Regions from separate parts of the Homo sapiens genome. Here region 1 is linked to region 2. A link is an interaction called in ENCODE POLR2A ChIA-PET data of the cell type or tissue named here. Cell type or tissue: OCI-LY7. All regions are shown on one strand. Links, peaks and the distances in the headings refer to the core of each region. The heading gives the core; the rest is flanking DNA. Region 1 overlaps SLC35D4 (solute carrier family 35 member D4). Region 2 overlaps RMC1 (regulator of MON1-CCZ1).

Region 1 (7,945 bases), core at 3,384-5,883, 90 kb after region 2:
TATAGCAGCGTGATTTATAATCCTTTGGGTATATACCCAGTAATGGGATTGCTGGGTCAAATGGTATTTCTAGTTCTGGATCCTTGAGGAGTCGCCACACTGTCTTCCACAATGGTTGAACTAGTTTACAGTCCCACCAACAGTGTAAAAGTGTTCCTATTTCTCCACATCCTCTCCAGCACCTGTTGTTTCCTGACTTTTTAATGATCGCCATTCTAACTGGTGTGAGATGGTATCTCATTGTGGTTTTGATTTGCATTTCTCTGATGGCCAGTGATGATGAGCATTTTTTCATGTGTCTGTTGGCTGCATAAATGTCTTCTTTTGAGAAGTGTCTGTTCATATCCTTTGCCCACTTTTTGATGGGGTTGTTTGATATTTTCTTGTAAATTTGTTGGAGTTCTTTGTAGATTCTGGATATTAGCCGTTTGTCAGATGGGTAGATTGTAAAAATTTTCTCCCATTCTGTGGGTTGCCTGTTCACTCTGATGGTAGGTTCTTTTGCTGTGCAGAAGCTCTTTAGTTTAATCAGATCCCATTTGTCAATTTTGGCTTTTGCTGCCATTGCTTGTGGTGTTTTAGTCATGAAGTCCTTGCCCATGCCTATGTCCTGAATGGTATTGCCTAGGTTTTCTTCTAGGGTTTCTGTGGTTTTAGGTCTAACATTTAAGTCTTTAATCCATCTTGAATTAATTTTTGTATAAGTTGTAAGGAAGGGATCCAGTTTCAGTTTTCTACATATGGCTAGCCAGTTTTCCCAGCACCATTTATTAAATAGGGAATCCTTTCCCCATTTCTTGTTTTTGTCAGGTTTGTCAAAGATCAAATGGTTGTAGATGTGTGGTATTATTTCTGGGGGCTCTGTTCTGTTCCATTGGTCTATATATCTGTTTTTGTACAAGTACCATGCTGTTTTGGTTACTGTAGCCTTGTAGTATAGTTTGAAGTCAGGTAGCATGATGCCTCCAGCTTTGTTCTTTTTGCTTAGGATTGTCTTGGCAATGTGGGATCTTTTTTGGTTCCATATGAACTTTAAAGTAGTTTTTTCCAATTCTGTGAAGAAAGTCATTGGTAGCTTGATGGGGATGGCATTGAATCTATAAATTACCTTGGGCTGTATGGCCATTTTCACGACATTGATTCTTCCTATCCATGAGCGTGGAATATTCTTCCATTTGTTTGTGTTCTCTTCTATTTTGTTGAGCAGTGGTTTGTAGTTCTCCTTGGAGAGGTCCTTCACATCCCTTGTAAGTTGGATTCCTAGGTATTTTATTCTCTTTGAAGCAATTGTGAATGGGAATTCACTCATGATTTGGCTCTCTTTTTGTCTGTTATTGGTGTATAGGAATTTAATAAATTCTTTATATTTTAAGGAGCTCAACCTGTTGTCCATCATGTTTTTGGAAATAATTTTTGCAATTTGTTCTTTGCCTTTTAATTTGTTTATAATTATTTTGATTATTTAAATATTTTTTATGTGGTCAAATATATTGATTGTTTCTTTCATGATTGCTTCCATTGCTTTTATGTTTTTTTCTTCTCCATCATAAAACCATTTAGATATTCACCTATATTTCATTAAAGCTTTATTCAAGTTTTAATCCTTGTCAGTTTAATTTAGTGTATGGTGCAATGTGAGGAAATTGTCCCTTCCCCAGTAGTTAACTAATTTATACTGGCCTCATTTATTCTATAATCCTTCCTTTTGCCTTATGCCCAAAGGCATAATCATCATTTAGATATTCACCTGTATTTCCTTAAAGCTTTATTCAAGCTTTAATTGTTGTCAGTTTAATTTAGTGTATGGTGCAATGTAAGGAAATTGTCCCTTCCCCAGTAGTTAACTAATTTATACTAGCCTCATTTATTGTATAATCCTTCCTTTGGCCTTATGTCCAAAGGTATAATAATCTGTATATGATTGTTAATATCATATACAGACTGTCCCAACTTAACGACGGTTGGACTTACAATTGTTTGACTGTACAATGGTGTGAAAGCAATATGCTTTCAGTAGAAACCATACTTCAGCTTTTGAGTTTTGCTCTTTCCCAGGCAGATATGCCCTACAATACTCTCTCCTGATGCTGGGCAGTAGCAGCAAGTGGTGAGCTGCAGCTCTCAGCCAGCCACACTAATATAAATGTTCTGAACATGTTTGTGGTAGGCGAGGCCAAGCTCTGGTGTTCAGTAGGTTATGTGTATTCAATGCTCTTTCAGTTATGACATTTTCAATGTATGATCAATTTGTTGGGATATAACCCCATTCTAAGTTGAAGAGCATCTGTATAAAGTCATTTTTTTGGCTGGGCACAGTGGCTCACACCTGTAATCTCAGCACTTTGGGAGGCCAAGGTGGGAGGATCTCTTGAGGCCAGGAGTTTGAGACCAGCTTGGCCAACATCATGAAACCCTGTCTCTACTAAAAATACAAAAATTAGCCAGGTGTGATGGTGAGCACCTGTAGTCCCTACTACTTGGGAGGCTGAAACACGCAAATTGCTTGAACCCAGGAAGTGGAGGTTGCAATGAACTGAGATCATGCCACTGCACTCCAATCTGGGCAACAGTGCGAGACTGTCCCAAAAATAAAAGATAAAAAATAATAAAGTCATTTTTCTAGGGTCTCTTTTTGGGTAAGTATTTGTCAATTTTGATGTTAAGGGACTAGTGCTGAATTGTTTTAATTATTAAACCATTTAAATATGTAGTAGAGCAAGCCATCCCTCATTCTTCTTTTAAAAAAATGTTTATTATATTATCACCACTTTGTTATTTCAGGTGAACTTTAAAATACTTTGTCAAGCTCCTCCCTAATATTTCATAGCAAACGTGTTTGTTTGTTTTTGTAGAGGCAGGCTCCCTCTCTGTCACCCAGGCTGGAGTACAGTGGCATGTACTCCATAGCTCTCTGCAGCTTTGAACTCCTGGCCTCAAGCGATCCTCCCAGGATTACAGGTGTGAGCCACTGTGCCCAGCCTCATAGCAAAAGTTTTAAAGTGTCTTCTGTGATTACGGGTATTTTAGTCAATAAAGCTGGGATACTGGTTTCTCTCTTACAGAGTAGCAAGCGTTTTTTTGGTTCTGGTTGTCTTTCCACATCTCTAAAGGTAGAGGGACTTAGCGAATGTGCATAGGAAAGGGTAATCTCTACGCTTGGATTGCCATTCTTTTCCCTGTCCTTGGTTGGATGAGACAGACTGAATGCACCTCCCCCATAGAATGTAAGATCTACAAAGGCAGGAATTTTGACTTACCCATTTTGTCACTGGAGTATTCCAAGTGCCTAGAACAATGCTTGGTGTCTGGTAGGGCAGAGTAACGTATTCTGCAGATGCCTGGGGTACATCAGTGAAGGAAACAGATCCCTGCCCTCATGGAGCTTGCTTTTTAAATTCCATCTGTTGCTTAAATTCACCTGCAGTGAATGGTTACCCTCCATTTAACTGCACAACTCAGAACCTGGGAGTGATTCTTGTTTCCTTTGTCTCCTTCATCTTCAACATCCAGTTAGCCACCAGGGCCTCCTAGACATCTTCAGCATCTGTCCACTTTCTTCATCCATCTTGCCCCTTTCTGGGCCATTGTCATCTCTCCAATTACTATAAAAACTCCTAACTTACTTCTTTACCCCTAGTCTTGCTTCTCTCAGTAACATTCCCTCCCTTGTAAAGAGAGGGAGCTTCCCCAAATGTAAATGCGACGTGTCACTCCCATGCCTGGAACCCTTCAGTGAGTCCCCAGTTTGAAGTCCCAGCTCCTTATGATTGACGTGGTCCTTCAGGATCAGCCCCTTCTCTCTAGGGTCAGCCCTTGCTGCCCCCTCTCCAGTGCTCCGGTGCTGGGGTCCAGACCAAATGAACTTCTCCAAGAAGCTTTGAATCAAGCCATTGTTGTTCTCACTTCTGGGCCTTTGTCCCTTCTGGGTCTTCTGCTTTGAACACACTTTGGGTTTTTGCTCAAATTTATTTTCTCTAGGAAGTCTTACCCACTCACTAGACTAGGTTAGTTGCCCTCAGTAGAGTGGCTTATAGTACCTGGTACACTTCCTTTTAGGGCTTCACACAGTTTCTTGTAATTATTGATTAATTACCTTACTTTCACTAGACCGGGGTTTCTCAACCTTGGAATGACATTCCAGCCACTGACATATTGAGTTGGATAATTCTTTGCAGCGGGGACTGCCCTGCACATTGTAGGATGTTCAGCAGCATCCCTGGCTTCTACTGGCTAGATTCCAGTGGCATACCTTCCGCTCCTCTCCCCCGGTTGTAACAACCAAACATTTCTCTAGACACTGCCAAATGCCCCCTGGAGGGGAAGATTGCCTGGTTGAGAATCACTGTACTGGACCAAACTGTTTGAAGGCAGGACCCACATTTGGTGTGTTCTGCTTGGCTGGGTCAGTGAAACTTCACACAGGATATGTGCAAACTGGGTGTTATAGGCTGAGCAGGTGTTCACTACAGACAAAGAGATGGGAAGAACATTATGGGGCAAGAGGATGGCACAACCAGACTCCTAGAAGTATGACATGGCCTGGCATGTTCCCAAGGCTGTGGGCCATCTGCTGTGGCTGGAATGTGGCTGCACATAGCAGACAGACAGGAGCTGACCGTGGAGAGGGGCGGGTGCAAGTCCCGAAGGACTTTATGTGTCACACCCAAGTGACTTGTCCTTTAGGCCAGAGTTCTCAACTGTAGTGTCGCAACACATGGGTGGGTTGTGGTCATAGTCACTTCTGAGGTGTGGTGTCTCAAGTCATTTATCATGAAAAACAGGGTTTTGACATTTATGAATGACTCAAGTAAAATGAAAAAGCAATTAGAGCAAGCAGCTGTCCCTCTCACTCATTTGGCATTCTGATGTGCTTTCTGCATTGGGGGGGGGAGGGGTGTTTGTGACCTGTGCTGCCCCTGCACTGTGCATGCTGGGGGCTGTGTGTCTCAGGTGAGCTTCATGACCCCGAATGTGTTGTTGACAGAAAAGAGGCTGAGGGTTGCTGCCTGTGGCAGCAGGAAGAATCATCTGTTTTTAAAACAAGCGAGTAGCTCAATTAAATTTGCATTTTAGGACAAACGCTTTGACTGCAAAGTAAAGAATGGATGGGGGGCAACCTTGGAGAGAGGGGGACCAGTTAAGGGACTAATGCTGTGAGCCAGGCATGAGATGATGAGAGCCTGAATTGAGACAGAGGCAGGAGGGTTGGTGGGGAAGACTTCAGATTTGAATGCTGTTATGGGGATAAATAAAATCAATAGGATATTGTGCTTAGACGAGGGAGGTGAAGGCCAAAGAGGTGAGGTGGAATGCCACCTAAGTTTCTGGTTTGGCTGATTGGGGATAGGGAGGATGATTTGAGGGAGAGGTTCGGGGTAATGATTTAGGCATGTTATCACTGGGAGCTTGGTAGGGAGGATGGGAGGGGGCTGAGGGTTGAAACGGTATCTATTGGGCACAAGGTATACTATTCAGTTGATGGACACTGGAAGCCCAAACCTCACCATTACTCACTATATCCATGTAACAAACCAGCATATATACCCCCAAATCTATGAATAAAAACAATAATAATAATCATTGAGAGCTTGTGGGAGATATTGTGGGAGATATTGTGGCAGTATCCAAGTGAGAACGGGGATTTGGGAATCATCAATGTAGAGGCAGTGGGAGAAGCAGTGGCTATGAGTGAGGCTGTTCAGGAAAAGTCTAGAATAAGAGGAGAAGAGGCCAGGCATGGTGGCTCAAGCCTATAATGCCAGCACTTTGGGAGGCCAAGGCAGGAGGATCATGAGGTCAGGAGATTGAGACCACCCTGGCTAACAGGGTAAAACCCTGTCTCTACTAAAAATACAAAAAAATTAGCCAGGCATGGTGGCACGCACCTGTAATCCCAGCTACTCAGGAGGCAGAGGCAGGAGAATCGCTTGAACCTGGGATGCGGAGGTTGCAGTGAGCCGAGATTGCAACATTGCACTCCAGCCTGGGCGACGGAGCGAAACTCCGTCTCAAAAAAAAAAAAAAAAAAAAGAGGAGAAGAATGTCAATGTCAGTACTTGCTGGACAGCTGGACTCAAGGAAATAGTAGAGATTGAGAAGGAAAGGTCTGAGAAATGGGATAATTGGGAGAGAGTAGGAGAAAAGAGTAGTAAATAGAGTTGAACTTGTCTCTTTGTGTCAGTCAGCAGATCTGCTGGGGCTGGATGGTGTTGGAGACTGTAGCACTCTATGAAATTCACATTGCCCCTTGTCCTTTCCAGGTGGCAGACGCTCATTGGTGGACTTTTGCTTCATGTGTCCTGGAAACTGGGCTGGGTAGAGATCAACAGCAGTTCAAGGTATAACCTCTCTATGCTGGACTCATGCATGATTCACACTCTGCTTGCTTTTGATATTATATAATTTCATATGGTGTTACACTGGAAGCACAGAGGTTTATTTATTTACTTATTTATTTATTTTTGAGACAGAGTCTCACTGTCTCCCAGGCTAGGGTGCAGTGGCATGATCTTGGCTCGCTGCAACCTCTGCTTCCCAGGTTCAAGCAATTCTCATGCCTCAGCCTCCTAAGTAGCTGGGATTACAGGCGTACACCACCATGCCCGGCTAATTTTTGTATTTTTAGTAGAGACGGGGTTTCACCATGTTGGCCAGGCTGGTCTCGAACTCCTGACCTCAAGTGATCCACCTGCCTTGACCTCCCAAAATGCTAGGATTACAGGCGTGAGCCACCATGCCCAGCCAAAACAGAGGTTTGTTTGATTTGTTTGATCTCTTAGTTCCCTTCTAACCGTGAGGTTTAGTGATTTTATTTTCAGATAAAATTCAAATAGTATTTTCCTGGGTAATAATGCCACTAATATAGTATTAACTGATACATTGATGTAGTGTGGGGAAAAAAGTTAATTGAGATATATATTTTATAATGTCAAATTAATTTTGCTTTGTTTTAGATCATAGGATATGATGAATGAAATTATATTAGCTTAAAATTTTTTTTTAGTAAATTTCTTATTTTAAATTATTTCTGGCTGGGCATGGTGGCTCATGCCTGTAATCCCAGCACTTTGGGAAACCAAGGCAGGAAGATCACTTGAACCCAAGAGTTTGAGACCAGCCTGGACAACATAGGGAGACCCCACCTCTACAAAAATAATAAGAAAAATATTAGCCAGGTGTGGTGCATGCCTGTGTTTCCTGCTACTTGGGAGACTGAGGTGGGAGGATCACCTCAGCCTGGGAGGTCAAGGCTGCAGTTTGCTGTGATTGCACCACAGCACTCTAGCCTGAGACACAGCAGAGACCCTGCCTCAAAAAAAATTCCTACCTATAGAAAAGTTAGAATAATACAATGAACTCCCCTACCCATTACTCAGATTTCATTATTATTATTATTATTTTGAGATGGAGTTTCGCTCTTGTTGCCCAGGCTGGAGTGCAATGGCGCAATCTCAGGTCACTGCAACTTCTGCCTCCTGGGTTCAAGCAATTCTCCTGCCTCAGCCTCTTGAGTAGCTGGGATTACAGGCATGCGCCACCACGCCTGGCTAATTTTGTATTTTTAGTAGAGACGGGGTTTCTCCGTGTTGGTCAGGCTGGTCTTGAACTCCCGACCTCAGGTGATCCATCCACCTTGGCCTCCCAAAGTGCTGGGATTACAGGCATGAACCACTGTGCCCGGCGATTCCCTTATTTTACCATGCTTTCCCTATCATTTTGTCTTGATGTACTGTACATGTATATATGTATATATGTATATGCATACATACGTATATAAATATATAAACTTTTTTTCCCTGAACTTTTTGAAAGTAAGTTGTAGATTTGACAGGAAATGTCTCTTTTCTTTACTTCTGAATTCTTTAGGGTGTATTTCCTAAGAGCAAGGACATTTTCTTAGAGGACTGCAGTAAAATTATCAAAATCTGGAGATATTAACATTGAT
Region 2 (7,945 bases), core at 3,262-5,761:
GTGCCACTGTACTCCAGCCTGGCAACAGAGCAAGACTCCATCACAAAAACAAACAAAAAAAAAAAGTAAAAGAAAATATACCTCTATATATACGTAATTTAGTTCCATGTCTGTTACATAAAATCTTAATCTATTTTCTTATTTAGAACAATTATTATTTAACTGAGCTTTTAAAAAAAATAAACTTGGCCAGGCACAGTGGCTCATGCCTGTAATCCCAGCACTTTGGGAAGCCAAGGCAGGTGGATCACTTGAGGTCAGGAGTTCGAGACCAGCCTGGCCAACATGGTGAAGCCCTGTCTCTACCAAAAATACAAAGACTAGCCGGGCGAGGTGACGCACACTTGTAATCCCAGCTACTTGGGAGGCTGAAGCAGAAGAATCGTTTGAGCCTGGGAGGTGGAGGCTGCAGTGAGCCGACACTGCACCACTGCACTCCAGCCTAGGGGACAGAACAAGACTCTGTCTCGAAAAAAAAAAAAAAAGAAGAAGAAATTCTAAAACAAAGATACTAAGAAATAAATTGGTTCAATGTTCTTGTTTTATCAGGCTAGAAAGGTAAAGGAATTCCTTAGCATCACAAAGCTGATAAAAATCAAAAAGGAATGCCAAAAACACTGCAGGTTTTCTATGTTCACAGGACCTATACACTGAATACCCAGAACAAGGGGAGTCCTCCTTATGTGTTCTAGGGGTCAGGGCATCACGTGGTGCTTGTAACACACTCCTTCTATTATTTATATTACTGAAAGCAATCACAGGATGGAATTCTCTCTGACACGGACATACATGGTAGCCATTGCGATGTCTCTTTCGGAAAGGCTGGGTTTAGTTGACTTAGGCGCAGCTGGTAATTCAATCTCAAATTTGGGCAGCTTCGACATAGTGCCAGCCTGTTTAGGGGGAAAATGTTTTAGGAAAAGCTTATTAAACCCCTTCAATGTTTCATCATTCCCTGTGTAAAACCAACAAGGATAAACACAGACTTCGTCTTTGGATCCTTTCCACCGTCCCCCATGTCCTCTCACAGCCTGTCTGCCCAGCATAGAATGAATGGCTCCAGGAGCTGACGGGTATACAGAGTGCCCTCTAGTGGTCAGAGCGGTGACGTTACGGCTAGAGGAACCTGTCCCTAACGTGCCTGACACATTAGGATGCTACAGGAACAGGGGACAACTGGGGAAAGGTGTTTTTTTCAGGGGAGGCTTCCTCTTACCCTAAAGTGAAAAGGCTGCAGGACATTCTCCAGGACCGTGGTAGACAGCAAGATCACGGCGCTCTCGGGGCAGTACATGTACCAATTCACATTGAGATTGTGGCTCTTCAAGAGTTTCAGACTCCGTTTCTCTGGTAATACCTGAAGCAGAGTTTAAGAAACAGGATCTTCATTTAAAAAACGGCAAACTAATCCCAGCACTTTGGGAGGCTAAGGTGGGCGGATCACCTGAGGTCAGGAGTTCGAGACCAGCCTGGACAAAATGGTAAAACCCCATCTCTACTAAAAATACAAAAATTAGCCAGGCGTGGTGGCACATGCCTGTAATTCCAGCTACTCAGAAGGCTGAGGCACAAGAATTGCTTGAATGAACCCAGGAGGCAGAGGTTGCAGTGAGTCAAGATTGCACCATCACACTCCAGCGTGAGTGACAGAGCGAGATTCAGTCTCAATTAATAAATAAATCAATAACAGCAAACTGTCAGAAGATCCTTACAGTGCGCTCTGAGAATAAAAAGCAGAAGAAACCCACTAAGTGAAATGAACATTCTCACTTGTACTTATTACAGCTACTACTTAACCAGCCCTATGCTTGGTGCTTTACAGAGCCTCCTAACTCATTTACTCTTTGCCACGACTGAGAGGCAGGCATCACTGGCCCTATTAGCCAGATGAGAAACAAGGCTCCAAGAGTGGATTAGGGAACCTGCCCCTTAACAAAGCAATTATAGCCTGGGTAGGCTGTTTCCCTCCAAAATCCTTATCTGTGCCTCCACATGCCTGGGCATGTGGAGCACATGGATACACCTAAGAGCAATTTACAACAAATTTCTCCTCATCCAGGAAACGGCCAAAAGAAACTGACACCTCCAGGACCCCATGTGTTAACTCGGCCACCTCCCAGACCATGGCAGATCTGCCTTCTGCTTGGCCTCCACCTCGACTCCAGTCTACACTGGGCCTGGGAGGAGCTCCCTTCTTCTAGCAGATGTGTTCATAAGACTCCATACAAATGCAGTACTTTATAATCCAGGCACATTTTCAATGTACCCTAAATATTCCGATATTACAGAACACTGTACAGAGCCCCCAAGACATTAATGCTCATGGTACACTGCACTGAAGAACTGCTGCGCAAGTCAGGGGCAGGAGCCGTAAGCTTCTTAAGAACTATAATAATTAGGATGTGCTAGAGTCTTCTTTCTTTTTAACTTTTTTCTTGAAGATCTGAAGCCATCTAGGTAACCTTAAGGTATACTTTCCCACTGCAGAGAACAGAAAGACAGACTTTTAAATGATTACCATAGGGAACTCCCCCAGAAAGCAAGCCATCCTTCCCATGCAATCACATGTACAAAATTCTATTTCTGTGTGTATGGAATTTGTCTAAAGTTTGTTTAAAGTTCTCCTATTGGTCATTACAAATTTTTTTTTTTTTTGAGACGGAGTTTCACTCTTGTTGCCCAGGCTGGAGTGCAGTGGCACAATCTCGGCTCACCGCAACCTCCACCTCCCACGTTCAAGGGATTCTTCTGCCTCAGCCTCCCAAGTAACTGGGATTATAGGCGCCCACCACCACACCCAGCTAATTTTTGTATTTTTATTTTGAGACAGTAGAGACGGCACTTAGTAAAGATGGAGTTTAATAGAGACGGGGTTTCGCCATGGCGGCCAGGCTGGTCTCGAACTCCTGACCTCAGATGATCGCCCACCTCGGCCTCCCAAAGTGCTAGGATTACAGGCATGAGCCACCGTGCCCAGCCAGTCATTACTAAGATTTCGATGATGGCCTTACAGCAAAGCACCATGGCATTAACACACAGGTGTATTTTCTCTAACCATACATTCTAAATTATATGACTTTCATTAGGTCAACAAAATTAAAACCTGAAAGAACTCTTAACACCCTCTAAATTAGTTCCCCTTAGAGATCTCAGAAGCATGCTTAATAGGTCAGGAAGCTGGAACAGATGAAAAGAAACAGGCAGGTACATCAAAGGACACAATCCACAGAGTGGAAAGGCAACCTCCGGATTCGGAGAAAATACTTGCAAATTGTATCTCTAAGAAGGTGTTAATATCAGAATATATAAAGAACTACAATTCAACAAATAATAGTAATTTGATTTTAAAAATAGGCACAATGACCCGAATTAGTCATTTCTCCAAAGATGATACACAAAGTGGCCAAAACACACACACAAAAGTGCTCAACATCACTAATCAACAAAGAGCGCAAATCAAAACCACAATTAAGATGGCTAGTATCAAAAACAAAACAAAACAAAACAGCAAGTGTTGGTGAGGATATGGAGAAACTGGGACCCTTGTACACTTGGAGGGATTGCAAAATGGTGTAACTGCTATGGAAAACAGTATAGCGGTTCCCTAAAATATTCAGAAACAGAACTACCATCTGCTCCAGCAATCTCACTCTGGGTATAAATCTAAAAGAACTGAAAACGGGATCTTGAAGCGGTATCTGCATACCTGTATTGACAGCAGCACTATTCACAATGGCCAAGAGGCAGAAGCAACCCAAATGTCCCTCAACAGATGAATGGATAAGCAAAATGTGGTGTATACGCTCAGTGCGGTATTATCAGTCTTAAAAAGGAAACCCTATCACATGCTATGGCATGGGGGAACCTGTAGGAAATTATGGTAGATGAAATAAGCCAGTCACAAAGGGACAAATACTGTATAATTTCACTTATATGAAGTATAAAAGGTAATCAAATTCGGCCGGACACAGTGGCTCACGCCTGTAATCCCAGCACTTTGGGAGGCTGAGGTGAGTGGATCACCTGAAGTCAGGAGTTCAAGACCAGCTTGGCCAACATGGTGAAATCCCATCTCTACCAAAAATACAAAAATTAGCCAGGCGTGGTGGCGCACACCTGTAATCCCAGCTATTCAGGAAGCTGAGACAGGAGAATCGCCTGAACCCAGGAGACAGAGGTTGCAGTGAGCTGAGATCACGCCACTGCACTCCAGCCTGGGCAACAGAGCAAGACTCCATCTTAAAAAAAAAGGAGTCAAATTCATAGAAACAGAAAGTAAAATAGAGATTGCTGGGGCTGCAGGGAAGGGATAAGGGGAGTTGTTTACTGGATAGTTTTGGTTTCACAAGATGAAAAAAGTTCTGGAGCTATTTCATAACAATGTGAATGAATATACTTAACACTACTGAACTGAACACTTAAAAACAGTTAAGATAATAAATGTTGTATGTTTTTTTACCACAGTAAAAAAAATATTTTTGACCACACACAGTGGCTCATGCCCATAAATCCCAGCACTCTGGGAGGCCAAGGCAGAAGAATGGCTTGAACCTAGGAGTTCAAGACCAGTCTAGGCAACACAGCAAGACCTCATCTCTACAAAAAAAAAAAAAGGAAAAAAAAATTAAGTTGGGCGTGCTGGCACACACCTGTAGTTCCAGCTACTCAGGAAGCTGAGGTGGGAGGACTACGTGAGGCTAGGAGGTCGAGGCTGCAGTGAGCCGTGATTGTGCCACTGTACTCCAGCCTGGGTGACAGAGATCCTGTCTCAAAATAATTATTACAAAATAAAAAAATTTTAAGAGGAAGTTAACAAAATACAAATGGACAATATACAAATGAAAAGATGCTTACTTCCCTAGTAATGTAAAATGCAAATTAAAATGTCTTTCGGCCAGGCATGGTGGCTCACGCCTGTAATCCCAGCACTTTAGGGGGCCGAGATAGGTGGATTATTTGAGGCCAGGGGTTCAAGACCAGCCTGGCCAACATGGTGAAACCCCACCTCTTCTAAAAATACAAAAATTAGCCAGGCGTGGTGCTGGGCGCCTGTAGACCCAGCTACTTGGGAGGCTGAGGCAGGAGAATTGCTTGAACCCAGGAGGTGGAGGTTGCCGTGAGCCGAGATCGCACCATTGCACTCCAGCCTGGGCGACGGAGTGAGACTCTGTCTCAGAAAAAAAAAAAAAAAAAAAAGTCTTTCTACCTCTCAGGTTGGCAAATGTCTATAGACTGATAATATCCAGTCCTCCTAAAGGTATGAAAAGCAGAAGTTCCTATATTGCTAGTGAAAATACACATGTCTAGAAGAAATTTGGCGATACTGGTTCAGCTTTTCAGATGTTCGTACCTATACTGCAACTCTCCCTCTAATATAAAGAAGTGTGTACAAGCATGTTACTGAAGGGTTATTTGTAATCACAAAAAAATGGAAAACCAGCCAATGTCCAATAACAAGAAAATTTTTAAACTGCAGTCCATCCATACAGTGGAATACTACCCAGTCAGAATAAAATATAGAAAGATGTCCAAGATACACTTTGGACAAAAAAAAAAAAAGCTAGCTGCAAAAGTTTATATACAACATTCCCCTTTTTGTTAAAAAGAAGTTTGTATTTATTTTTAAAAATAGAGGAATATGCACCAAACTGTTCATAATAATTATTTATCGGGATTATAGGGAACATTTGCTTTCCATATTACATATCTTGCAATGTTTGAATGTTTTTTGTTTTAACTTTTAGGTTCAGGGATAGATGTGAAGGTTTGTTACATACGTAAACTCATGTCACGGGGTTTGTGGTACAGATTATTTCATCACCCAGGTATTAAGTCCAGTACCCAATAGTTATCTTTTCTGCTCCTCTCCCTCCTCCCACCCTCCCCTGCTCAAGTAGCCCCCCGTGTCTGTTGTTTCCTTCTTTGCATTCATAACTTACATTTAGCTCCCACTTAGAAGTGAGATCATGTGGTATTTGGTTTTCTGTTCCTGTGTTAGTTTGCTAAGGATGATGGCCTCCAGCTCCATCCATGTTCCCACAAAAGACATGATCTTGTTCATTTTTATGGCTGCATAGTATTCCATGGTATATATGTACCACATTTTCTTTATCCAATCTGTCACTGATGGGCATTTAGGATGATTCCATGTCTTTGCCATTGTGAACAGTGCTGCAATGAACATTCACGTGCATGTGCCTTTATGGTAGAATAATTTATATTCCTCTGCATATTACACCCAGTAATGGGGCTGCTAGGTCAAACAGTAGTTCTGCTTTTAGCTCTCTGAGGAATCGCCATACTGTTTTCCACAAAGGTTGAACTAATTTACACTCCCAGCAATAGTGCATAAGGGTTCCCTTTTCTCCACAACCTTGCCAGTATCTGTTATTCTTTGACTTTTTTATAATGGCTATGCTGACTAGTGTGAGATAGTTTCTCATTGTGGTTTTGATTTGCATTTCTCTAATGATCAGTGATGTTGAGCTCTTTTATGTTTGTTGGTCGCATGTGTGTCTTCTTTTAAAAAGTGTCTGCTCATGTCCTTTGCCCACTTTTTTTTTTTTGAGACGGAGTCTCGCTCTGTTGCCCAGGCTGGAGTGCAGTGGCACCATCTCAGCTCACTACAAGCTCCGCCTTCCAGGTTCAAGCAATTCCCTGGCCTCAGCCTCCCTAGTAGCTGGGATTACAGGTGCCTGCCACCAACCTGGCTAATTTTTGTATTTTTAATAGAGACAGGGTTTCGTCATGTTGGCCATGCTGGTCTCGAACTCCTGACCTCAGGTGATCTGCCCACCTCGGTCTCCCAAAGTGCTGGGATTACAGGTGTGAGCCACTGTACCTGGCCTTTGCCCACTTTTTAATGTTGTTGTGTTTTTGTTTTTTTTTTTGAGATGGGGTCTCACTGTCATCCAGGCTGGAGTGCAGTGCTGTGATCTTGGCTCACTGCAACCTCCTGCCTCCCAGGCTCAAGCAATCCTCCCACTTCAGCCTCCCAAGTAGCTGGGACTACAGGCGCACACCACCATGCCTGACTAACATTTTGTATTTTTTATAGAGATGGGATTTCATCATGTTGGCCTGGCTGGTCTCAGACTCCTGGACTCAAGCCATCCACCCACCTTGGCCTTCCAAAGAGCTGGAATTACAGGCATGGGCCACCAAGCCCTTTTTCTTTTCTTTTTTTTTTTTTTAATTTATTACTTGCAATTATAAAAAAAAAAAAAAAGAATAAAATCCCCAGCAAGAGACTAAAGCTGAGTGGCCAAGGCAGGAGTTGAGGTTAGGAGTTTGACACCAGCCTGGGCAACATAGCAAGACTTCGTCTCTACAAAAAAGTTTAAAAATTAGCCAGGGCCGGGCGCAGTGGCTCACGCCTGTAATCCCAGCACTTTGGGAGGCCGAGGCGGGTGGATCACCTGAGGTCGGGAGTTCGAGACCAGTCTCAACATGGAGAAATCCCGTCTCTACTAAAAATACAAAATTACCCGGGCATGGTGATGCATGCCTGTAATCCCATCTACTCACGAGGCTGAGACAGGAGAATCGCTTGAACCTGGGAGGCGGAGGTTGCGGTGAGCCGAGATCGCGCCATTGCACTCCACCAGCCTGGGCAACAAGAGCGAAACTCCGTCTCAAAAATAAAATAAAATAAAATAAAATAATAAAAAGAAAAATTAGCCAGGCATGGTGGTACATGCCTGTAGTCCCACCTACTCAGGAGACTGAGGCAGGAGGATTGCTTGAGCCCAGGAGTTTGAGATTACAGTGAGCCATGATGGTGCCACTGCACTGCAGCCTGGGCAACAGAGCAAGACTCCATCTCTAGAAAATGTTTAAAATATATATATATATATTCAGTACTGAATTCAAAAGGCTGCCAGAATGCTATCACTGAACTTTAACCAACAAACATAAATGATAAACATAATACCTGGTAAAATTC

Evidence for each region. Peaks named below come from ENCODE experiments on the same cell type or tissue, not always from the same donor. Only the 100,000 strongest peaks of a DNase experiment are listed, where the experiment ranks them.
Region 1: POLR2A ChIA-PET joins it to region 2 with 6 read pairs; 3 of 35 experiments call an interaction of 5 or more read pairs at or near these places.

Annotation. Positions count from the first base shown.
Region 1 is chr18:23,419,760-23,427,704 of GRCh38, reverse strand. SLC35D4 (solute carrier family 35 member D4) reads left to right here. Exons shown (of 15, transcript NM_032933.6): 3 at 6,261-6,338. Among named protein-coding and RNA genes, the nearest start is that of SLC35D4, 14 kb to the left of the region's middle. RefSeq lists an enhancer at 4,504-4,643. In OCI-LY7, for the core only: a CTCF peak has its summit at 4,325 (motif pointing left); DNase peaks (open chromatin) are centred at 4,414 and 4,734; H3K4me3 peaks cover 1,813 bases; H3K27ac peaks cover 2,462 bases.
Region 2 is chr18:23,509,268-23,517,212 of GRCh38, reverse strand. RMC1 (regulator of MON1-CCZ1) reads right to left here. Exons shown (of 20, transcript NM_013326.5): 5 at 7,934-7,945; 6 at 1,217-1,357; 7 at 790-893. It also overlaps a transcript of NPC1 not described here. Among named protein-coding and RNA genes, the nearest start is that of RMC1, 9.7 kb to the right of the region's middle. In OCI-LY7, for the core only: no CTCF peak of the experiment used is centred there; no DNase peak of the experiment used is centred there.